Regions from separate parts of the Homo sapiens genome. Here region 2 is linked to region 1. The links are chromatin loops, found by intact Hi-C in ENCODE. Cell type or tissue: heart right ventricle. All regions are shown on one strand. Each heading gives the region's core, and the rest is flanking DNA. Links, peaks and the distances in the headings are about the cores only.

Evidence for each region. A loop is a pair of places that touch in the nucleus more often than their neighbours do. Peaks named below come from ENCODE experiments on the same cell type or tissue, not always from the same donor. Only the 100,000 strongest peaks of a DNase experiment are listed, where the experiment ranks them.
Region 2: it touches region 1 in a loop (2.5-fold over the local background); 2 of 110 quality-filtered maps call a loop at or near these places.

What each region holds. Positions count from the first base shown.
Region 1 is chr2:136,565,124-136,580,570 of GRCh38, reverse strand. LOC105373633 (a long non-coding RNA gene) reads left to right here and starts at 4,667. Exons shown (of 3, transcript XR_923360.3): 1 at 4,667-4,867. In heart right ventricle, for the core only: no CTCF peak of the experiment used is centred there; a DNase peak (open chromatin) is centred at 8,010; H3K27ac peaks cover 338 bases.
Region 2 is chr2:136,744,102-136,759,548 of GRCh38, reverse strand. No RefSeq gene overlaps it. Among named protein-coding and RNA genes, the nearest start is that of THSD7B, 14 kb to the left of the region's middle. In heart right ventricle, for the core only: no CTCF peak of the experiment used is centred there; a DNase peak (open chromatin) is centred at 9,329; H3K27ac peaks cover 1,297 bases.

The DNA.
Region 1 (15,447 bases), core at 4,494-12,493:
GTGGTAGCAGTGGTGATGACTGCCATTTATTAAATGCTTGCTCTCCAATCCCCTCACCTGACAATTAAGAAAAAAAAGCCCAGATAGATTAAGAGTCCTGCCCAAGGTAAACACCTGGCTATTAACAATGTTGGAACTTTTTCTCCCAAACCAATATTTGTTCCATTATTATTTGCTGCTTCTACTTGCTGATGTGCAGATGAGACTTTAAAACTAGGGATTTCCATAATGCATGTCATTTTTAAGAGACTATATATGAAGACTAAAAATTATCCTATCTCCCATAAAGTAAGATGGACAATTCTCCCTGGACACTCTGAATTCACACACTGTAAAATAATATCACAATCCATGGGCCACAGTCATCAGTCCTTGAGGTAGAACCTAGGGGAGAAGGGAGCTAATGACCCTCAGCATTACTGAGGGTGGTGGCTCATGCCTGTAATCCCATGACTTTGGGAGGCCAAGGAGAGTGGATCATTTGAGTCTAGCGGTTTGAGACCAGCCTGGGCAACATGACAAAACTCCGTTTCTATTTAAAAAAAATAAGACCCTCCGCCAGCCACCTCTACAATCTCTAGGGGTAAATATGCTTGTCTATTTGCCTCAATATTCCTTACAAGTAGAATTACTATTTTCCATTTTGCCATGGCATAATAACATTGGAAAGAACTATCTTAACATTGGTTTATTGGACATTCTGAACAGTCCCAGTGGAGTTCAAGCATGAAGAAGTTTTATTTTTCTCCCCAGCCACTGCCTTCTCCCTGATCTGACAAATCAACTCTTGATGACAGTTCAGTTTGAACAGATCCAGTAGATTTTCAGGCAGTTTCAGATATATAAGAATAAGTCCCATTCTAGATTCCCTTTTTGGTTTTGAAAAGTACAGGCCAGTGCAAATCAAAACTTGAATCTCACATGCAATTCAATGCTTCCCACTGGCCTCTTCCTTAGGCTCAACCCTTGGTTCAAGACCAGAAGTGGGGAAGAGGATATGGCCTGTTTTTTTCCTCTTCCTCCATTCCTTCTCTCTTCCTTTTCTGTCTTTCACTGGGGAGGAGGGAAGGGAAGTAGAGGATAGGAAACAAGCATTTCACTTAACTGTACTCATTGTTTTGGTTCACTATGGGCTGGCCACCAATGTACCCAGTAGGTAGAGCTGTATCATTGCTAGCTTTCTTGTGGGTTGCAGGAGTAAGTTCTTGGAGAGCCCCTTAACTGTTCCTTCACATGGTGATACACTCTGGCTGACCTCTAAAATACCTCCCTCTAGCACTCATTCCTATCCCAGACGGCATGTCCATAATATGTTATCCTGGTCCCATAGTCTGGCAGGGTACAGTAAGAAGAACTAATTCAGTGCTTTCTGCAATAAGCACTTGGCCCACAGAAAACTCAATCATCCCTGCTGAGTCAAATGCAGTGTGCAGGCTGCCCCATGACTGCCCTCTCTTCTCATCTTGCCTTCAGGCTACTCCAGGCCACTTCTAGACTTCAGGGTTCTCCAGGTAATCAGGAGACATGGTTTGGTTCTCACATGCCCCCAAACTCCCAAGACAGATGTGAAGAGGCAGAAGCCTTTCTCATCATACCCTACTCTGCTCCAAATGTGGGTCCAAGCAGAGACATGGATTCTGCTGCTCCACAGACACCAGCTCAAAGGGGAGGAAGGGACTAATCTTCCCTTATTGCAGGCACCCACCAATCTCCACAAACAATGCTCTCAACTGGCTTGGAAGAAAATACCTCAGGATAATAGAGGGCAAAATCTCCCCTAGATCTACAACCCACAGCTCACATTCTTTCCAATCCCAAGGCTTTTTTTTTTAAATATAGGCTGGTGGAGGAGGTGCTAGAGTCTCTGTAGTTTTCCACGTTGTCTTCATGTGTTGTGGACCATGTCCACTGTCCTTTTTAGAATATGATGTTATTTATTCCCTGCTATTCTCAACGTTGAAGCTTTATATAAAATTCTGACATGAAGATAATGCCTTCTTCAAATTCTGTTAACAGAAAATTTATATTTTAAGATCTATAAAAGGGAACATGCCCTAAAGAGAATGTTACTCTTTAGATAAAACCTAAAAGTAAAAATAAATAAATAAGTCAGGTAAACTAGACAGAAAACATTCTCTACCAAACATATCCCAGGTGCTTTAAAAGCTGACTGGGAAAACATACACTAGAGATGCACAAGCCCTCCTAGAAGAGTGGGCCTGCTGAGTCGAATTCACCAGCACAGCTTTCCTCTGTCTTCCTTCCCCAATTACCAGACACCCATAGATACCACATCTCAGCCCCCAATATTTCATTCAAGGGCTGCAGGATGGGATAATCCATTTTGAACACTTTTCTGCAGCTCAAAGTTCGCAACTTTCAATACACTTTCCATAGTTCTCTTATTTATCCTCTGTCCCCAAGCCTCAGTCCAACTTCATCGGTCTGTTCGATCCAGACATCTACCCCTCGGGACCTTCCCACCATGGGACCCCCTCCACAATCTCTATAAGATATGTGGTCCTCAATTTTCTCTCCACATCAGCTCTAAAATTAAAGTTCAGGAAAAGCAAAAAGGAGCTATCAGACTTAGTAGCCAACAAAGCAGCTTTTGCCTGAAATACTCTGGGTCAAAAAGAAGAAAATGGCAACGAAAATCAACCAACAAAATGTCACGTCTCCAAATATCCACAGATTCATATGACTGTAGCACACAGTTTAGCACTTGCCGCTGATCTTGTGAAACAATTTTAAAAGCTGGTTGTTTTCACTGAATCTGAATGCTCACTTATTTATCTATTCTTATCTTCATAGTGCTCTTGGTGCTAACACCTGGAAAGAAAAGGTGAAGCAAACTGTTTTGTGGTCTTATTTTGTACCTAGAACTGCATCAGGCATTTTGCATGCACTGTCACAGGGACTGAGGAGGAAGATTTATCTTTTTTTTTCTTTTTTTTTTTTTTTTTTTTGCCCCTTCCCAGCTTACAGCTGTTTTCATCTTACAAGTATTTTAGGTATTTCATACTAATGCTCAGGCCTCATCAGAAACGCAATGCCATCTTTAATTTTTTGGTTGTTGAACCTGGTGCCAGGAGCAAGTCAAGAGGGTGGCTACAAATCATGCTTTATTTATGCAGAGGAATAAAAATACACTCGTGTGAGTGAAGGGTGAGATGCAGCACAAGGCAGTGCATTTTTACAAGGCAAACGGAAGCCTTGATTTACTTCCCATTCCCTAAAACTTTATGGCTTCCTCATCAAAAGAGACAGGTTGCTTTCTATCTCTTAGATGGTAAATATGGTTAATGTGCTGAGCAGTGTTGCACCCACTCTCGGGCGCTTTATTAGGAACAAGAGTTATTTAGTGACTCTTCCTTTGTCGCAGAGATGAGTCCCTGAGATATCATTGAGAGCCCTAGAAATAATGCTCAGCCCAATACACCATTGCCTGGGGGTCCTCCTGGATAACAACAGTTGAAGGAAGAGGCATGCAGGGTGTTCCTCATTTCCAGAATCCTCCTTCACTCTGGAAGTTGAATATTCTCAAGGACTTCAATGGTAGAGAGGTAATTATTCATTTTAGCTTATTAATATCTTCTGAGTTCACAGTGGGGCACACGAGCAGTAGTAAAAAGAAGAGGGATGTGGTTTTTGCCCTTCCTAAAAGTATGGTCATGGGCAACTAATTACCTTATTAGAAATGCTCAGGTCAACTTAAGTTGGGGTTTAGAATAAGGTGGGCCTGGGGACACACAAAGCAATCAGAGTTCTAGGGATCCCATGCTCTAGCGTCATGCTCTCTAGCAGAAATAGAATGTGTACCACATAGCGGTTTTAAGTTTTCTAGTAGCCACATTTTTAAAAAGTAAAAAGTAGGTAAACTAATTTTAATAACATTTTTATGCTGTATATTACCATATTTATTAACATGTAGTCAATACAAAAAAAATCTTTTAGATATTTTACCTTTTTTTTTCATGCTAAGTATTCAAAATTTGCTATGTATTATATGCAACAGATGCATGTAGCTAACAACTACTGTATTGGACATGCAGTTCTGCTCAAGCTTTAATATGCATAGGAATCATCTGAGGAGCTTGTTCAAATGCAGATTCTAATTCCATAAGCCAGGGTAGAGCCTGAGAGTCTGGATTTCTAAGAAGCTTTCAAGTGATGGCAATGTTGATGGTCCATGGACTCTACTTTGAGCAGCAAGAAACTAGGATCCCCTTCAGTGGTGTGCTGGCACTGGCTCCTGACAGCCAACTATGTCATCTCCCAAATCTACATTCACTGTTGCCAGGTTGGTAGCTTGGAATCAGCCATGGTGAAAGTATTTACACAATAGAAATTGGTGTCACATTAGGACATGACTTTTCTGGAGAGCCAGTTGCTAAACATTTACTGACACACCCCTGCTCATGGTCCAGTGGGTAATCCCACAGTCTGTGGCTCTTCTCTGAGTAATGGGATCATGAGTAACCCTTCTCTTTCTTCTTTGCCTTCTGTTGCTGCTTCTGCTTCCACGCCTCCTTCTCCTTCTGCTGTGATTTGAATATTTGTCCCCTCTAATCTCATGTTGAAACTTGATCCCCATTGTGGCAGTATTGAGGTGGGGCCTTTAAGAGGAGATTGGGTTATGGGGGTTCTGACCTCATAAATGGGTCAATCCATTCATGGATAAATTGGTAGATAGCTGAATGGCTTATCATTGGAATGGGACCAGTGGCCTTATAAGAAGAGAGACCTGAGCTAGCACACACAGCCCCCTCACATGGGCCACCTCAGTACTCTGCAGGGTCCCCACCAGCAGGAAAGCCTTCACCAGATATGGCCCTTTGACTCTGACTTCTCAGCCTCCATAACCGTAAGAAATTCCTTTTCTTTATAAATTACCCAGTTTCAGGTATTCTGTTAAAGCAACAAAAAACAGACTAAAATATCTTCTCTTGTTTTCTTTTGTTTCTTCTTATCTGCAATAATTACTTATATAATAATTAACATGTACAATTCATGTAATTATTTTTAAAACATATTTTTCAAAACTAAAAAGTATACAGTGCCGAGAGATGTCTAGTAGTTGTTATGCTATGAATTAGCTTTGTAATCTGAACAAGTCTTGGAGTCTGGCACTCACTTTCCCCACCTATACAATGGGCATAAGCACATTTGCCCTACCTGCTTCAGGTACATGTTTGAAGAATAAAGTGAGATGATACATATTTGAATTTCAATGTGACACAAAGCCAAGGAAAACACTGAAAGTGACTAGCTACTTCAATCACCAACATCTCCATTGTTCTGGTATGGCCAGATTCTCTTTTAGGTTAGAGCTATTATCACGGGCAGAGATGTCTTCAATTCTGGGAAGGGGTATGTTGGGGAGTGGGGACAGTTATCTTGCAATCAATTTGCCAAACTCAGATGCTTGACTAAATCCTAGCTATCCCTGATGGTTAAGAAAGCCTCATTGGCCAAAACAATATTGAAAAAAAGGACAAAGCTGGGGGATACAAACTTCCTGATTTCAAAACTTACTACAAGGCTATACCGATCAAAATAATGTGATGCTGGCATAAGCATATATACATTTGTACCTATGTGTGTGTGCATATATCTCTGAACTCTCTCATACATATACATATGTGTGTGTATATATGGAATACACACACAATATATATGGAATACACACACATATGTATATATGTATATGAGAGAGTTCAGAAATAAACTAACATGTCTATGGTCAACTGATTTTTGACAAGAAGGACAAGACTGTTCAATGGAGAAAGAATAGTCTTCCAATAAATGGTGCAGGAAAAAATAGCCACATGCAAAAAAAAAAAATGGATTTGGGCACCTACCTCACATTACATACAGAAATTAACTCAAAATAAATCAAAGACCTAAATATAAGAGCTAAAATTATAAAACTCTTAGAAGAAAAGAGAGATGTAAGTCTACGTGATATTAGATTAAGCAATAGTTTCTGAAATATGTCACAAAAAGCATAAGCAAACAAAAAAACTAGATAAATTCGACTTTGTAAAAATTAAGAAATTTTGTGCATCAAAAGACATTGTCAAAAAAGTTTAAAAACCCACGGAATGGGAGAAAATGTTTGCAAATCATATATCTGATAAGAGATTAAGATCCAGAATATATAAGAACTCCTGCAACTAAAAACAATTCAAAAATGGGCAAAGGATTTAAATAGACATTCCTTCAAAGAAGATATTCAAATGGCCAATAAGCACATGAAAAGCTGCTTAATATCACTAATCCTTTAGGAAATGCACAACAAAACCACAAGTAGATACTTCAGATCCTCTAGGACAGCTATTTAAAAAATAAATAAATAAAAACAGAAAATAACAAATGTGGGCAGAGAAGTGGAGAAAATGAAGTTTGAGCCCTTCTGCGTTGCTGGTGAGAATGTAAAATGGTGCACACACTGTGGAAAATTGTTTAGCACTTCTTCAAAAAATTAAACACAGAGTTATCCAGCAATTCTACTCCTAGGCATATACCCAAGAGGATACTTGTACATAAATATTCACAAAAAACTTGTACATGAATGTTCATAGTAGCATTACTTATAAATAACCACAAATTGGGAACAACCCAAATGTTCATGAACTGATGAATGGATAAATAAAATGTGCTTTATCCATAAAACAGAATATTACTCAGCACTAAAAACAGAATGAATCACTTGCTCACAATACAGTTGGATAAATCTTGAAAACACTATGATAATTGAAAGAAGCAAGCTACAAAAGGCCACATATTATATGATCCTATTTATATAAAATGTCCAGAATAGGCAAGTCCACAGAGAAAGAAAATACATTCACTGTTGACAGGGCCTGGAGGGAATGAGGAGTGACTGCTTAATGTGTTCAGGCCTTCTTTTTGGAGTAATAATAATTGCAATGATCGTAACCTTTAATCCACTCAACAAATAAGACCACCCATGAGCTAGTTGTTGTGCTGCATGCTCAGGATAAAATGTCAAGGACAGTACTATCTATACAGTCTCTGCTCTCAGGGATCTTACTATTTAGTCTGCACATCCACGTACCTAAGCTTCATCATCAGCCCAGCCTGCTATTGTGACTCAATTAACGTTACACTCTACCATGACCAGAGTTGTACTGGCCCAAGATGTTGGTTGAGGTTGCTACTGACACTTAAATATTTTTACATGTGAATGTATGTCTATATTTATACACTATATTTTATACTGTGTTAGTTTGCTAAGACAACAGAAATTTACTGTCTCATAGTTCTGCAGGCTAGATGACCAAGGTGCCAGCAGGGCCATGCTCCCTCTGAAGGTATAGGGAAGGCTCTGCTTTAGGTCTTGCTCCTAGCTTCTGGTAGTTCTTAGGCTTGGGCAGCATACCTTCAATCTTCACACCATGTTATCCGTGTGTGTGTGTGTGTGTGTGTGTGTGTGTGTGTGTGTACACGTTTCTCCTTTTTATAAGGACACCAGTCATATTGGATTACGGCCCACCCTACTCCAGTATCACCTAATCTTAACCAATTGCATATGCAATGACCCTATTTCCAAATAAGGTCACTGGGGAGGTACTAAGGATTAAGACTTCAGCATGTGAATTTTGGAGAGACACAATTCAACCCATAAGACACACAAATGTGCACATACGCGGGTACGGTGTTTACAAAACTGACCTTAATATTATCTCTAAGAGATCAAAAAGGCAATTTATTTTTGTTCCTGTGCTGCAGAAAAGACGGCTGAGGCTCATAGAAGTTAAGGGATTAGGGGACTCCAAGGTCTTGAGGCTCCTAGTGGGACGCACTTTGTCCTCTGTTGGGGCAGTATGTCTCTTCTTGTGGGATCACTTCTGCTGTTGCAGTCTCCAACAAGCAGTCAAATTCCTGAGGGTTTTGACCTTGGCCAACCCAGGTGTCAAGCTGGTGGGCAGTCCCTGAAGCATTTCTTAGGCTGTGCTGACAGCATCCTGGCAGCAGAGTTGGCACTGGGATAAATGCCTGTTCCAACACATGGCATTCCTCTCAGACTGCTTTCTCCAGCAGCTGAGAGCTGTTGGCAGCTGTGGGTGCAGAGAGCCAGCGAATTGAGTCCATAGAAACTGTGGTACAACACATTTCCTACTGAAAGGACAAGCTTCCCATCAATCCAATTCCACTTAAAGCTCGCTAGTTATCACATGTTTCTGTGTCTTCAAAATCTTCATCAGCTCCAAATTTAATTTATTGGAAGCAGCATCTGAAAATCTGATATAACCTAGTCTTCATGCTAGATTAGAGGACAAAATCTTTCTCTAATCTATTCCCAGGACAAAATTATTATCTTTAAAACATTGCCTTAAAAGAATAAGGCTGTTGTCTTCAAACACTTGGGGAGGTAATTAGCTCTGCAAAAACTCAAATAAATGCATAGCACATAAGTGTCCCCTCCCAAAAATAGGTCATAGAAACATGGATATCCAGACAAATTAGCTGAAAACCCAAAGCAGAAAAAGAAGATTTCTACCCAAGCCACCCACTCAGAGGTGGTAGCATAGACATGCTGGAAAGGGAGGAAGGGGCCGGAAGTGCTGCCCCTGCCTTGGGACCAACTGTGGAGACTTGGCTAAGTTCCTTCCTCTCCCTGAGCCTCAATTTCCCCAGTTGCAAAGTGAAACAGTAGGATTCAAAGATCTCCAATGTCCCTTCTGGTTCTAACATTTTGCCTGGAAAGAAACCAGGTAATAAATTCGCAACAAACTCTCTAAATGAACAGCAGATTCCAAACAGGCACATAACTTCCATGCTGCTGAAAGCCACCAAGTTCCAGTAAACACCTCCTCCCACAGAGCTACCTTAGGCACTGTAAAGTCCTGAAGATCAAAGATCCAAGACTCTGAGGCATCACACAGTACTGACTCTGATTCTCCTGAGAACATGTAAGCCAGCAGCCCCCAACACCCAGGCTATGTAAGCAGTGTCAGATATGGAGACAATACAGACTATAGGAGCACGAGCTCTCTCTCAGAGAGGATGGGGATTTGGAGGAGAGGCAAACATTGCTATAGACAAAGTGCATCAAAGCACAATGTTCACCACCAAAAAGTTACACAAGCATCTCACAGTTCAAAGAACTGAACCCTAGAAAAGTGAAGATCACATTCAATAATAAATATCTACACTAGAGATTGCAGACTGGCCACTGTTGGGCCAGATTTGGGCAGGAGATCTGTTTTGTTTCATCTGCACATGTTTTCCTAAAGAATTAATTCATTTTCATCCGTGAAAAGTTGGGAGAACTTTTTACATAAAAATATGGATTTTCTGCTTCTCTTGAAAATTAAGTTATTTGCTAACACAGGTCCTACATTCTTACCTGGCCACCACCATTTGGGGCTGAAGAGCACCTACCTGAACCCATGATAAATGGAACAGGGCTCCCCAGTGCTACACAGGCCCTGCCATCAGTTTCACTGGCCTGTGGTCATTCTGAGGGCTCACCCAGGAATAAAGTGAATGAAGCCCAATCACAGCAGTATTGTATTTAGAAAGATACAGCCTGAGTTTTGTCTTTGCAAAACATTCATCTTCCTAAATGATAACCATGGACCAAGGGCAGCCCCCATTGAAATAATCAATTTGACAGCAAAAAAAGATACTGGGAGTAAGTTGCATGATCACTAGGAAAGGAACTATTGAATTAAAAGTGGCAGATCCATACTGTGGAATGTAATACAGCTATTGAAAAAAAATCAGATCAGTGGCTCTCAAACAGGGAAAATTTTTGTCCCCCCAAGGAACATTTGGCAATGTCTGTAAACATTTTTGGTTGCCACAACCAGGGGTGATGTGTGACTGTATGCTAATAAGTAGAACAGAGGTTCTCAACCCCCAGGCTGTGGCCTGGTCAATGGCCTGTTAGCAGCTGGGCCACACAGCAGGTGAGCAGCTGGTGAGCTAAACCACCTGAGGTATGCCTCCTGTCAGATCAGCTGCAGCATTAGATTCTCATAGGAGCATGAACCCTATTGTGAACTGTGCATGTGAGGGATCCAGGTTGCATGTTCCTTATGAGAATCTAATGCCCTGTGATCTGAGGTGAAATAGTTTCATCCTGAAACTATCCCCTCCCCCATCCACATCTGTGGAAAAACTGTCTTCCGCGAAACCAGTCCCTGGTGCCAAAAAGGTTGGGGACTGCTGAAGTACAGGACAGCAGTGGTACTGCTAAACATTTTACAATGCACAGAACAGCCCCTGTAGACAACACACAGGATGGCCCCAGGGACAGCCCCTGTGCACTGTAAAATAATGAAGGAATTATCCTACCCAAAGAGCCTATAGTGCTGAGGTTAACCATGAGTTAGATCCATACTGGTTAACATGAAGAAATTTCCAAAATGTTAACTGAGAAAAGCAAGATGTAGAGCAGTGCATATACACCACTTTTAATATGACACACACAGAAAAACTATGCCTATGAATCTGATAAACAGTTATAATTTACATGAAATTAGATATTTCTAGATCCACATGCATAAAAAGTTGTATGAAAGAACAGATCACCAAATGTTAATGCGAGTAATCCCAGAATGTTGGCATTCCAGATGATTTCTCCTTTTCTCCTTATACTTCTTGGTATTGTACAAGTATTTTTAAAATGAGTATGTATTATTTACAGAATCAGAAAAAATAGTATAGATGTTTTTTCATTGTGAAAATAATCGCTAGGTAATTCTTATACATAACCTTCAAAGCTAGATTTACCAGCCACCTCACCAAATCTTACTCCTGTGTCATTAACAAAGACAACTGTAATTGGCATCTGCCTCTTCTCCCTTCTCCTACCTGACCTTGAAAGGGCTTTTCTCACCAAGGCCCAGAAAAAGGACATGTCTTTCTCAGCAAGAGGAGTCCAGATGGCTAATCAGCTAAACAGCCAGCACCTGACAGTCAGGTGGCAATCAATAACTGACCATCTTACAAGACCACAGCTCCTCCCTCCTCTTCTGGTCAATACGTTTCCCCTGAGTAAAAAGAACTCCCAGGGAAATAGGACGGCAAGGAGACATGGGTCCTACCCCTAACAAGCTTACACACTATTTAACAGATATGCAAAACACACAGCAGAACTTGATGAAGTTCAAGAGCTCTCAGCCCAGCTCTGCCTGGCATCAGATCAGCCTCCCTGTCTTTATATCATGCCAACCACTTTGTGGTCCAAAGGGTAGGGCTTTCTGCAGTGTCAGAGACTCCAAAAAGCTGGAATTCAGTTAGAATGCATTTGTATCTGCTGGAGCAGACACCAGTACAGGGCCAAAGGCTCCTCCTGCAATCAGCTCTCAGCTTCCCTTTCCTGGGCATCACAGCATCAGCATCAATGGGTTGAGTAGAAAGTGGCATCAAGCTCTGTGACCCACCTCCCATCCCCTTATGCACGTCTTATTAGTAGGTGCTAAAAGCAGAATCAGTCTAACCTTAAATTGAGTGGGTTTGTGGGTATTTGTATATAGTTATATGAATGTGTAAAACTAATTTGTGTGTAAACACAGGTAAGAGTTATGACTATGCACATCAATGGGCAAAGGTTTTAGGACATGTGAGAGGGGGATCAGTGTAAGAATGTATATATATTACTCAGTTAAACTTCAAGCTGGAGAAGTCAGCCAATGTGCATAAAAATAAAAATGAGCTTCTGAATCATGCTTTGTACCAGGAATGCTAGATGCTCTTCAAGCATGTCTTCAACCTTCACAACAAATCTGTAGAGAAGGTATTTAATAGATAAGGAAACTGAAGCTCAAAAAATTTAAATATATCATCTAGGTTCACCCAGCTATTATGTGTCAGAGCTGAGGTTCAAACCCATGCTTATTTACATTCAACATTGTTTCCACTACACCATGCTTTCTTCATGTTTACTCCGCATAAGGTATTTCAAGCAAAGGGCAGCATACAAAGTCAGTCAGAAGAGTTACAATCAAAAGCTGGTGTTTTCTGGAATTTATGCCTGTGCCAAATACTTGTCTGCCTTTTGATAAAAATAAACAATTGATTATATGTTATTATGTAGGTAAGATGTAATATTCAAAGCTGAATATCCAAAGTATCAATATTGGGAGATTCACTTGAGTGAAACTAGAGGGTTTTACGGTTATGAGTTTGGCCAGCAGTTCCACTTTTCCTAAAGTATGATGAAATAGCCAATAACATTGGGGCAAATAATAGAAAAACCCAAGGAAGGTTATCATCAATTTCATATATCCAGTTCACACAGGGATTGTTAATTCTACTTATTGAAGTAAAAAAGTGGTGCTTATTATGATTGAGACTTCATGTGAATTTTCTGTAATGGGCAGATAAACATCAAATTAAAATGCCCCAAACAAATACAATGGGCATGTGAATCTCAGTTGGTTTCTCTTAGACCAGCTTCTCATTAAATAGAAACGGGTCTCCTAGGAGCCTCCAGGTCAGGCTGTCTTGCTTGGGTTGTGACGACTGTTTTGCTAACTCCATAAACAGTATTTCTCATCAGTGTTTGTACTTTTTAAAAATGTATTCTCTGTTTGGTGAATATTCTCTATGCAGTTCCTCCTCAAAAAACAAAAAGAATAATTGAATACTAAACCCTCCTACTGATAATCTATATTGCTCCAAAGATAAAGTCTATCTTCCGAGGGCTTTTTTTTTTTTTTTTTTTTTTGCAGTTTTATTTAAGAAATCAGTGTTTGGTTTTATTTGGTTTTGACTTAGTCTTAAAGTAGTACTATAATAGTGAATGTGCTTTTCAACCCACCTGTCCCTTCCTCAGAGAAATCCTGATTTTCTCTCTAGGATGTCTAAACACCCAGGTTGACAACCACAGTCTTAATATTTCATTAACTCCAGAAATAGAAGAAAGTGTCTAATTTCAGCAGGATTGGTGTATTCTCCCTCATTCTTGGTGGAAAGAAAAGTGCTTGAGATAGAGAAGCTGGGACGGGAGCAGAAGGAGGCTGTACACCTCCCCTCAGAGGAGCAGTCCCTCTATAGAAGACCAAAAGCGGGCAGAGAATATTCAAACTTGCCCCTGTTTGCCAAGGAGACTGAGTAAATGTCCAGCTCAGCATGAAAGTGATAAAGCCCAAGTGGAGTCCACAGACTGCTCATCCTCATTCTGTCTCCATGCTAGAGAAGCAGGCCAGGTCTTCATTTATGAGAGAAGGGATTTATGAGAGATCGACCAAAAAAAAAGATAGAGAGAAATGATGACAAGTGTGAGAAGACTGACTTATGAAGGGATAAGACGATAGAAGAGGAGAGGGAGGAAAAAAGAAGAGCAACCAATGGAGCCACCCAAGAAGTTTAGATCTTAGAGAACAGGAAGGATCACAATGACTCTTCTTGCATTAGTAACAATAACTACCATTTATCAGGCCCTTGCCATGTGAGACAGGGATGAATGGATGGATGAATATATAAATAGGTATGCAGCTATGCATATATGTACATAGATGTCATGTAGTTTAATTCCAGTTAACTTAATCCTTATTTAGGAAGAGTCACTAAATAACTCTTGTTCCTAACAAAGTGCCTGAGAGTGGGTGCAACACTGCTCAGCACATTAACCATATTTACCGTCTAAGAGATAGAAAGCAACCTGTCTCGTTTGATGAGGAAGCCATAAAGTTTTAGGGAATGGGAAGTAAATCAACGCTCACTGTAACTTCCGCCTCCTGGTTTCCAGCGATTCTCCTGCCTCAGCCTTCCAAGTAGCTGGGATTACAGGCACCTGCCACCACGCCCAGCTAATTTCTGTATTTTTAGTAGAGACAGGGTTTCACCATGTTGGCCAGGCTGGTCCCAAACTCCTGAAATCAGGTGACTCACCTACCTTGGCCTCCCAAAGTGCTGGAATTACAGGCGTAAGCCACTGCGCCCAACCCAAAAAAGATATTTCAATACCCATTGTCCCCCTGCAGAATCTGAAATTCTCATAGCTAATGACTTCTCCAAGGTAGCAGAACCAGAATTTAAACACAGTTTATCTGGCTCCAAATCCTATGCTGTTGATTACTATATCAAGAATATGTACACTTAGTTGCATATTTTCTTGTTTAAATTTGTCATCTTGAAATATGACACTGTTCCAATGATGTTACCATTCATGAAAATCCCCTAGGGACCCACTTTTGAAATTTCCATTCTAGCCTTGAGTACATTCTTTTTTTTATTTTATTTTATATGAGCACTCATTTATTTAAATCAATTGGAATAAAATTTCTTAAGGGATTTTTTTTATTATTATACTTTAAGTTTTAGGGTACATGTGCACAATGTGCAGGTTAGTTACATATGTATACATGTGCCATGCTGGTGCACTGCACCCACTGACTCGTCATCTAGCATTAGGTATATCTCCCAATGCTATCCCTCCCCCCTCCCCCCACCCCACAACAGTCCCCAGAGTGTGATGTTCCCCTTCCTGTGTCCATATGTTCTCATTGTTCAATTCCCACCTAGAGTACATTCTTGATTATCTTCAATAATGACAGAGCCTTGTGCTTTCAGAGCGGAGCTTACTTAGGGGACAGCCAGAAGTCACACAGAGCAAAACCGGTAAACACTGTAGGTGACACTGTTGGGTGATAATCATGTAAGGTTTAAGAGAAAACAGCATGATTATTTTATGTGTTTTATTGACTGTCTCAGAGAAATTCCCAAAGGAGAATTGCTATCAGATTCTGAGCAAATGTCCCATTGCTGCAATAAAAAGGAACCTAAGATTGTGCCTTCAAACTTCAACATTGAACTGGTATAGTTAAAATACTATGCTTGTGGCAATAAAGTCACACTTTATTCATCCTTCAAGGCAAATCAATTTGAAGTTGTTTTAACTACTGCTGAATGGAACATTCTATAAAAAGAAATAAAAAAACTGAGTGAAAACCTAATAGTCTTTGATGTTAATTCTGTTAGGTCACCTGGTGCCCTAACTTCTTGCTGAAAAGTCCAAAGAGAAATGATAATGACCTTGGGACATTATTGCCCTTAATTTGAAAACTTCTGATCATTGTGAGCACCATTATGGATGATAAGACATTTGGGACAGAATGTTCAGCCCACCTCCTGTGCTTAGACTGACTGACCTCTGACAATCTAACAGGGTTTTCTCTAATACATTTGAAGAATGGCATCATATTTGGGCTGGAGAGGTTCTTGTGCTGTTTATGGTCCATGTAGCAGGTGCTCTCCTCAAAATGGTTACTGTTTTTCTCAAAAGCTGCCAATTTTCATTACAGCAGTGAACTGGAGGAGGGCTGAAATGTCAGAGGAAAAGAAAATTACTGGGCAGCCCCCTTTTTCTCCCATTAGAATTTCAGCAAAGCAAGTGAGGCAAGGGCAGACAAGATAATGAAGGGGTTGCACAGGCATTTATTTCACTTTTATTTTTCCTTTGAG
Region 2 (15,447 bases), core at 4,664-12,663, 180 kb before region 1:
GAGTTTCTTCCTTCTGGTGGGTTCGTGGTCTCGCTGGCTCAGGAGTGAAGCTGCAGACCTTCCTGGTGAATGTTACAGCTCTTAAGGTGGCGCATCTGGAGTTGTTCATTCCTCCCGGTGGGTTCGTGGTCTTGCTGGCTTCAGGAGTGAAGCTGCAGACCTTCGTGGTGAGTGTTACAGCTCATAAAGGCAGTGTGGAGCCAAAGAGTGAACAGCAGCAAGATTTATTGCAAAGAGCCAAAGAACAAAACTCCCACAGTGTGGAAGGGGACCCCAACAGGTTGCCAGTGCTGGGTAGGGCAGCCTGCTTTTATTCTCTTATCTGGCCCCACCCACATCCTGCTGATTGGTCCATTTTACAGAGAGCCGATTGGTCCGTTTTGACAGGGTGTTGATTGGTGCGTTTACAATCCCTGAGCTAGAGACAAAAGTTATCCACGTCCCCATTAGATTAGCTAGATACAGAGTGTCCACACAAAGGTTCTCCAAGTTCCCACCAGAGTAGCTAGATACAGAGTGTGGATTGGTGCATTCACAAACCCTGAGCTAGACACAGGGTGCTAATTGGTGTGTTTACAAACGTTGAGCTAGAGACAGAGTGCCGATTGGTGTATTTACAATCCCTTAGCTAGACATAAAGATTCTCCAAGTCCCCACCAGACTCAGGAGCCCAGCTGGCTTCACCCAGTGGATCCCGCACAGGGGCCGCAGGTGGAGCTGCCTGCCAGTCCTGCACTGTCCGCTGGCACTCCTCAGCCCTTGGGTGGTCGATGGGACTGGGCACCATGGAGCAGGGGGCGGCGCTCATCGGGGAGGCTTAGGCCACGCAGGAGCCCAAGGTGGGGAGGCGGGGGAGGCTCAGGCATAGCGGGCTGCAGGTTCCCAGCGCTGCGCCGCGGGGAGGCAGCTAAGGCCCAGCGAGAAGTCAAGCACAGCAGCTGCTGGCCCAGGTGCTAAGCCCCTCACTGCCTGGGGAGGCGGGGCCGGCTGGCCGCTGGGAGTGCCGGCCCGCTGAGCCCACGCCCACTCGGAACTTGAGCTGGCCCGCAAGCACCGTGCACAGCCCCCGTTCCCGCCCATGCCTCTCCCTCCACACCTCCCCGCAAGCTGAGGGAGCCGGCTCCGGCCTTGGCCAGCCCAGAAAGGGGCTCCCACAGTGCAGTGGCGGGCTGAAGGGCTCCTCAAGCGTGGCCAGAGTGGGCACCAAGGCCGAGGCGGTGCTGAGAGCGAGGGCTGCGAGGGCTGCCAGCACGCTGTCACCTCTCATTAGCACCTCACTGACTTTTGGGATCCTTCCTAATCTGGCCCCACCTTACCTTCCCACTCATTCTGATTCCGGTCCTCTCCATCTCTCCCTCCTCAGTCTTGCAAATCTTACCTTCCCTCAAAGTCCCACTTCTTCTATGAAATTTTCCTGGATATTATTTCATTCTACATTTATCTATGTCTTCCCATTATCATACTCCTGTAATGCTCATTGTCTCTGCCATTCAGTTTTTCAATTAACTGTGTAGTATTTCCTACTGGTCTCTAATGGTTTCATAGTCATTAGCTAGTCCTTTCAACTGCATTGCTAGTTCCTTGAGGATAGAGGCTAAGATAGATATTTTCTTTTTTTTCCAATGGCACAACTTTTGGTACACAGCAGGCACTCCGTTAAATACTTGTCAATGGACTAGGATGTGTGAGGAATCTGAACCGAGGGTTAGACTTTTCTTAGTCATGTGATGTTAATAGAATCATTATCACCTTACGTTTCTAACAACCAGACCCTTATCACCTTATATTTGTGGGAGGTGCTCTTGCAGGTGCCATGGAAGACTATTTATTCATTGAACAAACACTGACTGAGAATTCGCTTTGTGGCAGACACCACTGTAGGCACTGGAGAGTGTCTTGGAGGAGATATTATCTGGGGAAACAGACACTTAAATTGCCATATACCAACCCTTAGAGGCATCCAGTGGATGCAGTGGAAACCCCAAGGAGAAGCATCTAACCTAGTCTGGAGTGAGGTCAGAAAAGCTTGATGTGTTGAATACATATGCCTCTGCCCAATTGTGAGCCAGGTTAAAAAAAAAATCCTCAGTTTTTGTGACCTGCTGGTTTGAAATAGTTTATTTATCAGTGTGACATTTTTAGTGTGTTGTGCTCCAGTCATGACTTAATTCTACGAAATCATAGCACAGGCTCTCTCTCACACCCATGTGTCTAGGGAAAACTCAATTGCTATTGCAGTGTCTATGCATGCTGCAAAATCCCTTCTGCATCAATACTCAGCACTTCAACACCAAGAATCCTGTTCTTATGACTCTTCTCTTAACTTTCTAAGCTTCACACAACACTTGCTTTCCTCTTCTGTTCAACTCCTGCATGCTGGGGCATATTAGGGCTCTAGACTGGTCTCCCCTTTTCTATCCATCTAGACTTTCTCCTTGAATGAATATGTCCATTCCCATCATTTTAGAAAGTATCCTTTTACTGGTAATGTCTTAATCCATTTCTTTGGCTGTAGTAGTCAGTACAGGCTAAGTTGTGCTACAGTAAAAATAATAATAATAATAATAATTTGCTCCCAAACCTTACTGGCTTGACACAGAAGATTTATGTGTGTCTCATCCTATATGACTAATACAGGTTATGAGAGGAAATGGTGACTCTGCTTCACATAACCCAGTCAGGGACCCAGGTTGAAAAGGGCTCTGCCATCTGGGACATTGCTGTTCTCTGTGGCAGCAGCAGGAGGGATCACTGCAAAACTCAAATTCCCTCTTCTACGTTTCAGCCCAAGTTGGCATAGCCCATTGTCCAGAACCAGTCATGTGACCCACCAAAATGAAGAGGGGATCAAAAAATATAGGAAAGCAAAGGAATAAGCAGTGAGTAGTACCTGTCTCTTCCACACTAGCGCTGTGCATACCTCCATGCTCCAATTCTGTATCCAAGTGCTTCCTTGACATCTTTTTTGACATCACACATGTACTTCAAATTGAACATTGATTCTGTTCACCTGCAAACTCCAGTAATTATCCTTCATGCTTTCTGTCATTCCACCTACATGGAAATAACCAGTTCTGTTAGATCTACTCCCAAAATAAATCCCACAGGCATCCACTTCTCTTCTTTTCTACTCCCACCACTCTGGTCAAAGCCACCATGATCTTTCCTAGTAGGTAATAGCAGTAGCTTCCTAATGGACTCCTGTTCTTACATGCCTGTCTTCATACAATCCATTTTCCACATAGCAGCCACAGTGATCTTTCCAAAGGGTATATTGGATAAAATCATTTTTCTGCTTAAAACCCTCCAATGATTTCCCAGTACACTTAGAATAAATTCCAAATTCTTTATTCAATCTGACCCCTATTTTTCTCTAAGAATTCATCTTCTACTTCTCTACTCTGTCACCATTGACAGATTGTCTTGTATGCCAATTTCAGTTCTGCCTCAGGGACTTTGTATCAACTCTGTGCTGTGCTTTGAACACTCACCCCCAGACCTGCATGCAGCTGCCTCTCTCTTATCATTCAGACCTCAGTGTTGATGTCAGTACCTTAGAGAGGCCTTTCCAAACACCTAAATAAAGTAGCCACTGTCATTCTGTATCACATCCCCCTACTTGTTTCTTTGCATAGTACTTGTCATTATGTAACATTTTGCTGTTGTGTATTTGTTTATCCACTGGAATATAAGCTCAATTAGAGCTGAACTTTGTCAGCCTGTTCATTCTTGTAGCCACCAGTGCCTAAAGAAACAGTGTCAGGCACAGAGTAGGTCCTTAAAAAACATGGACTGGGCGTGGGGAGGGGGCGGTGGCTCACACCTGTAATCCCAGCACTTTGGGAGGCCAAGGCGGGTGGATCATGAGGTCAGGAGATCGAGACCATCCTGGCTAACACGGTGAAACCACGTCTCTACTAAAAATACAAAAAAATTAGCTGGGCGTGGTGGCGGGCACCTGTAGTCCCGGCTACTTGAGGCTGAGGCAAGAGAATAGTGTGAACTCGGGAGGTGGAGATTGCAGTGAGCCGAGATCGCACCACTGCACTCCAGCCTGGGCGGCAGAGCAAGACTCTGTCTCAAAAAAAAAAAAAAAAAAAATCATGGACTGAAGAAATGCATTCACTGGTTTCCTTACGAATTCTGGTGCCCTTGTTCATTCTCACCTTTAAGTGTGAGCTTTGGGTTCCTTTCATATATCCTTTCAATACAAAAGACTCTTGCTGAAATCCATATTTGCAACTGATAGAGTCAAATCTAAAGAAATGAAACAGTGAAGTGATCATCCTGGTTGGTGATTTGCAGTCTTCTCCTTGCCAGTCAGAGGGAAAAAGTTAACTAAGAAGGCAGCAACTTGTCACGTCTAAAGGTTCTTTTGACCCTGGTGATTAAGATGATGTGCCTGATGTGGTGAACTTTTATATTATGTTGCCAGAGAACTGTGAAAACAGCCCTTTTGTCACACTGAGTTCTCAGTTTTGGTGATGGCTGTCACTGTTCTGGAAGGAGTGATTCGCCCAAGGTGCAGGGGAAGCAGTGACAGGATGGGAGACAGGACTGACCTAAGGGTTCATCTCCAAGTCCACTGAAATAAATAGAAAGTGCAGGTACCATGATACACAGTCACATCTTGATACCACAACATTATATCACTTGTATGCACCATTGGCCCAATTTCTAGAGTTCTCAAGGAAGGAAAGACTTCCATTCCTTAGCAGTCTGCTCTGCCTAGACCAAGGATGCTCAGAGCCCAAAAGGCAGTTTACCTCCTAGTGTCTGGTTCTGCCTGGCTTCTCAAAACTCTCAGGACAGGTAGCTGGAGACATATAAAGGAAGGCTTTCATGGTGCAATGACCTTTATCCAGCACTACTCTCCCTGCAAATGTTCTCACACCTTGCTTCTCAACTTACTCCTGATGCTATCATTGACTCTTTCATTTAGCTTCCTATTTATGGGCTTCTTTTATCTTTCTTACCAGGAGTGGCACTCAGCATGCTTCCCCTACTTGGACAATTGGCTTTCCATGTCAGCCATGATTTGGTCCATCTCTCAGGGGATATTGCTGTCAGCTCTTTGAGGACAACACCATACCCAGTCTAGTCTGATCTCTGTGTCCCTTTTTGTCAAAGCAGGCTTTCTTGCTAAGTTCACCCACTTTGAGTTGTAGCTTAGAGCTACAGCTTCCTCAACAAGTTAGTTATTCACCTTTCTTAAAAGTCTGTACATTTCCCAAAGAACATGTTCTATTATCTTGTAACCTTTAGAGTCAGTCAGGGGCAGGAGGGGCTCTGCTATATTTCCAGTTTAAATTTCTCAGGCTTTAATTTAATTAGAGCTCATACCAAAATGGCGATTTGGTCCTCATGAAAAAAATTCTTTTGATTTCATTCCTGTAAAGAGGACTTTTTCAATCTTTGAGGAACCTTATTGTAATGGTATTTGATCTATTCCTGATTATACAATTATTAGACTTTTGGTGATCTAACCAATGACATTTAAATGGCATTTATGTGCAAAACTTGAATTGTGGAATCACAAAACATTTGTCCTGAAAGGGACTTCAAAAAATATAGTCCAATGCCTGTATTTAAAAGATAAGGAAAGTTCAGCACCAGCTAGCTGAGGTGTCTTGTACAAGGTCACACAGACTGTCAAGAAATGAAGAGAAGAAAACATGTGAGATGGCCTTCTTACCATTCCACCTCTAGTTAAAGAAGAATGTTTAAAAAGATTAAAAAGGAAGAGAAGTGATTTCAGGCTCTTATTTTTTTTTAAAAAAACCAAAAAACAAAAACCTGACATCTTTTCATTGTATTTTATCACACTTCAAGTATAGGTATGTTGTTAATGCAGAAAAGTTCTTCAGAACATAAGAATGTTGGAAAACTATAATTTTGAAAAGAGGGGTTAATTCCCAGATGACTGGAGTGAAGGGGGCAGTAGGAGGAGAGGAGGCAAGTTCTTAAGAATACCAACCTAAATCATAGACCCTGGAACCAGTTTCTACTGACTCTAGTCTATCAGGAGCCTTTTGTAAGACAAAACTGGAAATGTTCAGCTGCACACAGATTGCTTTATTTAGCAGACAATCTCAAAAAAAAAAAAAAAAACCCAACATGTTCTCTTGTGATTTGAGGCTTGATGATCTAATTTTCTCTTTGTAGCTTTCCTTCACCAGCAACCACCTGCTCAATGGCCAGAAAAGACATGACCACTCTGTGAATGGTCCTTGGCCTTCCAGTCTTCCCACTCTGCATGCTCCTTGGGTGTGTCCATCTACTCCCATGCCTCCAATGTGAAGGACCCAAACTTGAGACCGATTTCTAACTGCCCAAGGTATATCTCCATGTTGATGTGGCACAGGCACTTCAAACTCAGCAAGCCTGTAACTAAATTCATGACCTATTCTCCAACCCCAAATCAGTCTCTGTAATGTATCAAGGTTAATAGTGTCACCAGGCACTCACTCAGTTGTCTAAGCTGAAGTCTCAGAAGCATCACTGACTCCTCCTTCTACCTCACTCACCACACTCAGCTGATCAATAGTCCCTCCTGCCTATCTCTTAGCTGCCTCTGGAATATGTTTTCTATATAGCATCTCATCATCATGTTCCCAAAGTCCAGATTCCATCACCTCTTGCCAAGACTATTTACAACAATCTTCTAAGGTAATAATTTTATCTTATTTTCCCTACCTTCTCCAAATCCAATATACTCTTGCTTAAAAGCCCATCTGTAGCTTACTACTGCCTAAATAATAAATTCAAAATTCTTTAACACGGAAAATAGATGACTTTAAATGTACTTACTTTAAATTTAGATACAGTGAGCCTAAATATGCCATCCTGTAACTTTTACCCATTAGTCATGGATCTGTTGCGAAGATCTGAATGGAATAAGAATCAACCTAAGCCTTCATTCACAAAGAGGAGTGTGTATTGTGGTTGAGAGAAAGGGTTCCAAAAGCAGTCAGACCTTGTTTAGGGCCTGACTCCACCACGAACTACTATCCTGAACCTGGAACAAGGTTCTCAACCTCTAGGACACTTATTTTCTTATCTGTAAAATGGGTGTGAAAAAAGTACATAAAGCTTCAGGCTGTGGTAGGAATTACATGAGATGATGTACAGTGAGCCTAACATCTAGAAGTGCCAACAAACAGTAGATATTATTTTTATTAATATCATTATTGTTAACATGACAGTTCTTTAGAATATTTTAGAATAATTACGAGAGGCCCCTATTATTCTCTTCTTCAGTATTTTTTTTTTTTTTTTTTGAGACAGGTTCTGGCTCTGTCACCCAGGCTGGAGTCTGGAGTGCAGTGGTGCAATCTTGGCTCACTGCAGCCTCTGCCTCCTGGGCTCAAGTGATCCTCCCACCCCAGCCTCCCAAGTAACTGGGACCAGAGGTGTGCATCACCACAACTGGCAAATTTTTGTATCTTTTTGTAGAGACAGGGTTTTGCCATCATGCTCAGGCTGGTCTTGAACTTTTGAGCTCAAGTAATCCACCTGCCTCAGTCTCTCAAAGTGCCGGGATTGCAAAGCTTGAGCCATGGCGCCCAGCCCACCCTACTTCTTACAATCAAAATCATATTGATTTGAGAATGGCTCTCCATCCTGGTTACCTCCTCTGAACCCTTAAGAAACTAATTATGATTTTACCACAAGACTTGAAGATAAAAAATGTACTCTCCTTTCTAACAGTTTAATGGTGATTAGTAAATACAAAGTCCTTTTTTTCCAAAGGTGTTTTCTCTTTTAGTCATTACAACTCTAAAGGAGTCAACTCCTTTTTACTTTAGTGTATCCTTCCACTTCCTAATTGGGGCTTTCAAGGAAATTTTATAGTAACTGCCTCAGACCACGAATTAGTCTCTCCTTTCTAAAAATGCACCTTTCAAGTTTTGGTTTGCGATTATTGGCAGGAAGTGAGGAAATGATTTACACTTCCTTTCTGTGGCTTCCTAGAGCAGTGCTACCAATCTGACATTTTTACCAGCTCTGTATTTACAGTGATTATAATAAGTGGGAAAAAAAAGTAGTTAGTAGAATAGCAGATTGGTCTTCCCTTGGTATGACAATGAAGACAGATAGCAAACATAGTATTCTATTAAACAAAAATAAGTGCTCAAAGAAGTCTAGATATTGTTGCTGGAGATATCTCCAAAATGTCAATAGGCAATGAAATTGGGCAATGTGCCCGTGATATCCAAGAAGAATCTGTTTATTTGTTTCTTATGTGAATTGCATAATTCTCCAACCTGAAGTACCAGGGAATTTCCATTTAACACATTTAGAATGTTGTTAGTATCACTGAGAGTGTGAATACTGAAAACATTTTAAAATAAAATTACTGCGTAAAGTTTGATGGAGCTGGCATCATGGATAAGAGCTCTGAAGTCTAAATCCTTAGACCTAATGTCTGCTCTATCACTTACTAGCCTTGTGACCTTGAACAAGATACTAAATCTTTCTGGACTTCCATTTACTCAACCATAAAATGAGGCAGGGTGGGGTGGTAAATATGAACATATTGTTTTGGAATGAGGATCAAGTGAACCATAATGCGTAAAACGTGTCTAACATCATGTCCAGCACACAGTAAGCACTCAACAACTATTGGCTGTACATGAATATGGTTAGACAACAAGTAAGACTGCTATGACTCTCATTTCATTTTTGCTAGGACATCTGATGGCAAATTCAATCAACATTTCAAATTTTATTTATCATCCTTTGTTTTTGATTTACATAAAACCAAATACCGGTGGACTTTTTCCACTGAAATGACCAGCTGTTCTATCACCATGTAAAAATGCTCTAAGTGTAACTACAGTAATCACATTTTGCTTTCTTGTTCCATAGCTAAGCTGTCTCACAGACACCTGTAAACTCTAAAGAGCCCTTATTCCTAAAGTTCCATGCAAGGTCAGTGGCAGTATATGATTATGGAAAAATAATTCAAGTATTATAATGATAGGATTCTTCAAAGTAAACTCTTTGCTATCCTTGCAAAAGTGCTGACAATGAAAGGAAAGATTCTTCCTAAAAATTTCACTAAGCAGATAGGTGGCATTAATTAGAATCACTGAATACAGGATAACTGAATATAGAATCATGACTAACTAAATCAAGTCATATCCCTATGAGCCTGGAAAATATGATTCTATTTATTGCAACCAGAATGGACATCGGTAGTGTGCTTTGAGAGAAGTGCCAAGTGGCGAGTTAGCACTCAGCAGGATTTATTCAGTTATGTCTGGGGAAGGGAGTATTTGAGCCTGCCAGGTTCTGGGTTACTGGAAGGGCTAATCACTACCAAGGCAGGCATGAGCTGGCCCAGAGAGGCTTGGTGACTTGTCACAGACTTGTGTAGAGGTCACAGATTTGTTAGAGGCATATCTGAGACTAAAATCCAGCCAACTTGAAGGCACAGTTCTATTAACACTGCCATATTTCCTCCCTGAGGTCTTTGTGTATCAGACCAACCTACAGGCCAGACACCCAAAGTTTGAAACTCCACATCTACCAAGTTAGTTTCACCCTTATCTTCTAGTCACTAGTTTGAGTCTCCCTGGGCCTTCACTGGGTGACTTCAATCTCAATGTAGCAGGAATTCACGGTATATTTTTACACCTACTTCTTCCATTGAAAAAGCAAAAATTAATTAAGTACATAACAAAACATTATACCCTGACACGTCATAGAAATTACTAATGCCCAATCTTAGAAGAAGGTTTGGGGACTGCAAGACTATTATCCAAATCTCAGAACTTAGATTTGATGAAGATTAGATGAGTTGTTTTTTTGTTAGGAATTGCATACATAGGCATGCTTTATCTTCCTCCCCCACACCCCCCTACTGTTATATGAGGTTCAAGTGGAATTAATTAGGTGTCAGATACTGGATAGTAATTAACTAAATCAAATCAATACAAAATGCCAAAATGTATTTTTAATGAGCTGTTTTTCTGTTCTTAGTCTGGATAAGTAAATAAACTACATTGTATTAATCCAAGAATATGTAATATTTATTCTCTTTTGATTGATCAAAGTATGTTTGCAGACAGTAAGTTAGTATTCTTTAATGAAAAGGCTAGTACAGAGTGAAATGTTGATAATATTTGCTAACATTTATTGATTTCCAGGTGCTCACATGCATATAGTTGTAAGCACTTCATGGATATTTAATCATTTAATCCTCCCAGCAAACCTATGAATATCCAAAGTAGATATTATTATTCCCATTTTATGTAGAAGGAAATTGAGGCACAGAAAAGCAAATTGCTCAAGGCTACACATCTAGTAAGTTGGTGAGCTATAATTTGAATCCAGGTATTCCAATCCAGAGCCCTTAGTAATAACCTTCATGCCAGCGGTTCTCAACCAGGAGTGGTTTTACCCCCCAAAAGACATTTAGTAATGTCTGAACACAGTTTTGATTGTCACAACTAGGAGAGGAGAATACTACTGGCATTTAGTGAGTAGAAGCCAGGATATTGCTAAACACACTATAATGCATAGAACAGCCCCATACATCAAAGAATTCCAGTGCAGAGGTTCAAAACCTCTGCTCTATATTTTACTGCCTCTGGGATCAGTTATACCCTAGCTACAAAAAATGTGGTATGTATACCAGCAGCATTGCATCACCTAGGAGCTTCTCAGAGAGGCCCACCCAGACCTACCCAATTAGAATCTGCATTTTAATAAGATCCCTAGATGATTCATCTGCACATTAAAGTTAGATAGGCAGTGAGTTAGACTATTAATTCTACCATCTTGTGATATGTCTGCAATAAGACAAATCTCATACATCAGTCTAGTCCCCATGCACAGGCACAGAGACCGAATGTCAGGAAGTTGTTTTAGTGGGGTACGAATTAGGGAGGGAGGGGGAAGGATCCATCCATGATGTAAAAATAGGGACTGGAGTTTTCTTCAGCGGACAGTCACTTGAAGTAGCAGATACAGTCAGAAGGCAATCACTACCTGGGTCTAAGAAACAGGGACAAAAAAAACCACTCAAATTCTAACTCTGTCCTCAGGACTAAGAGTAGAAGACATGGGGAAGGCCAGAGGCCAGGTAAGTACAGACATGGAATAGAGGGGAAAGGAACTAACACAACTGGGCTGTGAGAGCAGGGCTGGAGGTGGTGAGAGAGGGTAATTGTCGCAAACATAGAAATCAGCCAGAACAGCAAAGCTCCTTGGATCTGAGTGCCAGCTGTGTGCAGCAGCCACTGGCCTAGTTTAAAGGCACAGATACAGAGAAGGTCCGCCCACCCTATGAGATGTGCATGTATTTCCCCTAAATGAAACTTCTAGGGTGCCATTTTAACAGTCAATAAGGCAGTAAAAGCACCACCAAAATTACAAAACTCCAACAATAGCTTTTAAGGAAAACAGGCCTGTCCTTTTAAGAAGCACACATTCAGCAGCTTATGAAGAAGGGATGAAAGAACAGTTCCTGCTCTCAACTGGCCCTTGGAGTTGACCACAAAGTGCTTTAGAACCAACCCTCTGATGCATAAGCCATCACACAATTTTGCGTTTGCAGATTTAAGACAATACTTTCATCAAAACATGCCTCCTCCCAGACAGGCTTTCAAAGCAATAAGCAAAATAACAATCTTTTGTGAGCTTTACAAAATGTTAACTGGGAAACCCTACTGTTTTTAATTGTGCCTGAATAAATGCAGACCAGGATCTCCGGGTACAAATAAAGTGGTTTATCTCTCCTCTCTGCCTCCAAATCAGTTTTGCACTGATAGGTGGCCATTCCCAAAGGCAAAGGTGACATGCGGCAAGATTGAGGCAAATCATGGAGCCCAACCACTGTGAAAACCATTTCACAGTAAACTGATAACTTAAGAATACTATTGTTGTGGCTATCCAGATAATTTTCCTTTCAATCATTCTCTATTTCTAAATCACCACCCTGTCACATTAAAATCGTAGGATTGGGGAGCTGAATTGGATCTTAGCGTCCTCGAACATGGGAAGAGGAGGTACAAGAGAATCAGCAAAGGAGCCTTTTAAAAGTGCATATTGCTTGGGCCCCATCCTGAGCCCACCCCACTCCAGGAATCTTAATTCAGCAGGTATTTGGTGCATCCAAGGAATCTGTGCTTTTAATAAACCCCTTGGATTATTCTGATGTTTGGCAGGTTTGGGGAATACTGTCAGGTTCAACTCTCTCATTTTGCAGGTGACGAAACTGAGAACCAGGTAGGTAATTCGCAGGACTGCCAAAGCTAGCATCCTGACCTCCACGCTTAATTTATTTTGATTACTCAATCCTATCATTTTTTCACTTGATCAACAATACCATATAATGTGTAATAGTAGAATATACTATTCCAGAGTACAAGCCACCAAATGCATAATAATCCAAAATTCAGAGCTAGTATCTCCTCTATTTTCTCCACTCCCCATTGCTGTTCATTCTATCCCATGTAAAAATGCATTAGTCTCCCTGATGTTCCTAACCACCAGCCTCCTGGCCTTCACGGGGGAGGATGGAAAGCTTCTCAAGAAACATGTCAGCAATGACATTCCATAATTATCTTTTTTTCCTTTTAACCTTTTATAGCTTTGTTGTTCTTGACCTCTCAAGTAGTCTCCAGTTACATCCCCAAAAGAAAAATGACATCATTATAACTCAGGGACATGGATGTGTTGCCTCAGCAGGGCTATTGGCTGGTCAACCAATGTCAACTGGTGTAATGGCCTTTTTACCCACATATGTACACGCTTTTTAAGAGGAAGTTGATTTTAAGAACATATCTACTCTTTGCTTTGGTTTCCCTTATTGAATTCTTGATTTTCTAAGAACTCATGTGACTAATTTATTCAGAAAACACATAGCATTAAGAAAGAAAAAATGTAACCATTAAGATAGTGGTAAAGTTTTGTTTGGGTTATTTTGAGGGATAAAAGATACCAAAAAATCTCAAAAAGGTTAATTTATCTTTAGGAAAAGACCTGTTCCCATTCATGAAAATATATCCAAATCCTGGTTGAGTTATTGTAACTTGCTATTCTGCTCTGAGGTACAAATGTACTTTTACTTTGTCTATTTCTTTTTAGGCATTAAGACAAAAAATAAGTATATAAGAGCAGGTAATCCTAACAGCCATGGCTTTCTGGCATGGTGTGCCTGCTGTTTAATCCAGGAAATATATACTCTGTTTTTGTGTCTTAATAACCACATTACTGTCCTTAGTATTATCAAGTTAGCAAATGTGTTTCCATAAAAGATCCCAAATCATATTATATTTTGTCTTCTCCATCTATCAAAATCGTATCAGCTTTAGGGCTCACACAGTATCGTGCCACCTCTGAGAAACACTTCAGAATGATCCAGATTCCACTCTTCCTACACATCTAGCATCACATGCGGTCTATGTCTCAACTCCTTAAAGTGTGGTCCTCATACCAGAAGCAGCAGCATCACCTGAAAGCATTTAGAAATGCAGAATCTCAGCACCACTCCAGACTACTGTATTAGAATTTACATTTTAGTAAGATTCCCAAGGGATTTGTATGCACGTTAAAGCCTGAGAAGCACTGCTGTATACCGTATGACACTTCATTAGAGTTGGCTTCAAACCTTTTGTCTCCTCCAATTCAATTCTTACACCTTACAAGGAGCAACTTTTGTGTTCTCTCAGCATTTGGTATTATGGGAAGTCTAGAGTAGAGTTTAAGAGGGTAATTGTGTAAGAAACTGTTGGTTATCTGTCCACCAACTATTTCTCTTTATATCTTGTTAATAGTAATTGCATAGCTTTGAATCAGGAGGTATGTCCAGATGCCTACCCCATCTCCAGCCCCATCTAACCCAGGGGACAAGTCAGGACTGGTCAGTGCTAATCATGGTGATGCCACTTGTCTTCCCAGTGTGTCTGGGGAGCAGGGACATAAGCATGGGACACAAGCCCAACCAAGTTACCAATGAGGGAGACAGGTGGCTCCTGGGAAGGACTTCTGAACAATTACAAGAGATATTAGGCTACAAAACCTCATTTTCTGACTATGGACATTTAGTAATGAAGATACAACCCCTAAAACTAAACAGACCATCTTGTGACTTGTGAAGGGAGTTAGCCCAGGAAGCATATTCAGAACTTTCGAGTGGAAAGTTGGAAGGACCTGGACCTCCTTGGGCGTGATTGTGCCATTGAAATTGCCGAACTTGTGCCTGCTTTACCTCCAGACTTCTTGCTATGTGACATGTAAATCACATTATTAAGCTATTTGAGTTGGATTTTCATCACTTAAAGCAGGAAGTCTATTAACTAATAAAACTGTTGACTGAAATATCAGCCAATAATTGATGGTGTGCATTCACACTTTACTTTTACCATCTCATGCAATTATTATGTCACTTCTATGAGGAAGCCACTGTTGTCCCCATTTTACTGATGTAGAAACTATAGTTCAGAGAGATCGAGTAACATATCCAAGATTTAGTACTTAAAGCAAGGTCTCCCCAGTGTGAAAGCACAGGCATCTTTTTTCATTCTCCTTCTATGATTTGACTGGTTAATAGCCAAAATAATTTGCTTACACTGTTTCATTGAATCTGATAAGAGTGGTCTTTAGGAGGATTATGCTGTAGCTCAGAATAGGGAGGAGAGCCCTTTTATAGGTTTTCTTGAGAGTGGTTTATTATTTGCTTTACTGATGACACTGCAAGAACAGATGCAAGAGTTATTGAAAATGGGAATAGTCTCATCCTGCAAAGCTCTATTCCCAAAGAATCCTGCAGCATGCCAAGCAGGCTTGAGATGAATAAAATAACGAAGCTCCTGTTTGCAGAACTATTCATTGTTAAGAGATGTTGTGTTATAAAATTAATGAATCTTTCTAAGAGAGTTGATAACAGTGAACCAGTAGCCAATTCCTGACACGTACACATGGATCTGAAGGGAGATGAAACCTCTAAAAGTAGTGCCAGAGGAAAACATAATACTGTACTTCTTTTAATCTACAAGTTCACTTTGAAAGTCTGTAGCTCAGCTTTAAAATTTGCCCAATTTAAAACAGCATCTACATTCATTTGTTCAGATGTTTTGTCTGAAAGAGGAGATAAAAAATATTAAAACACGCGGAAGTTTCCAAAAACACTACTTAAATATTTTATTTGCCATCCCCACGTGATGGACTGGTAGAGACATAGCCCTTGAAATAAGGCCAACAGTTCGCTCAGGCTGGACTCCAAAATTATAGGAGATAAAAGGTTTTTTTGACCAATCTTTATCTCCCAAGGGAGTGTAATTCTTATTCTTAGAAATGTCATTTCCCAGGTGTTTACAGATATGTAACAAGCAGCAATGCTTCCGAAATAAAAGGAGAACATGAGCTTAGACACAATTAGCAACATTAAAGGCAAGAAGCTGGCTTTCCACCAAAATAGGGCCATGTTCTCACACA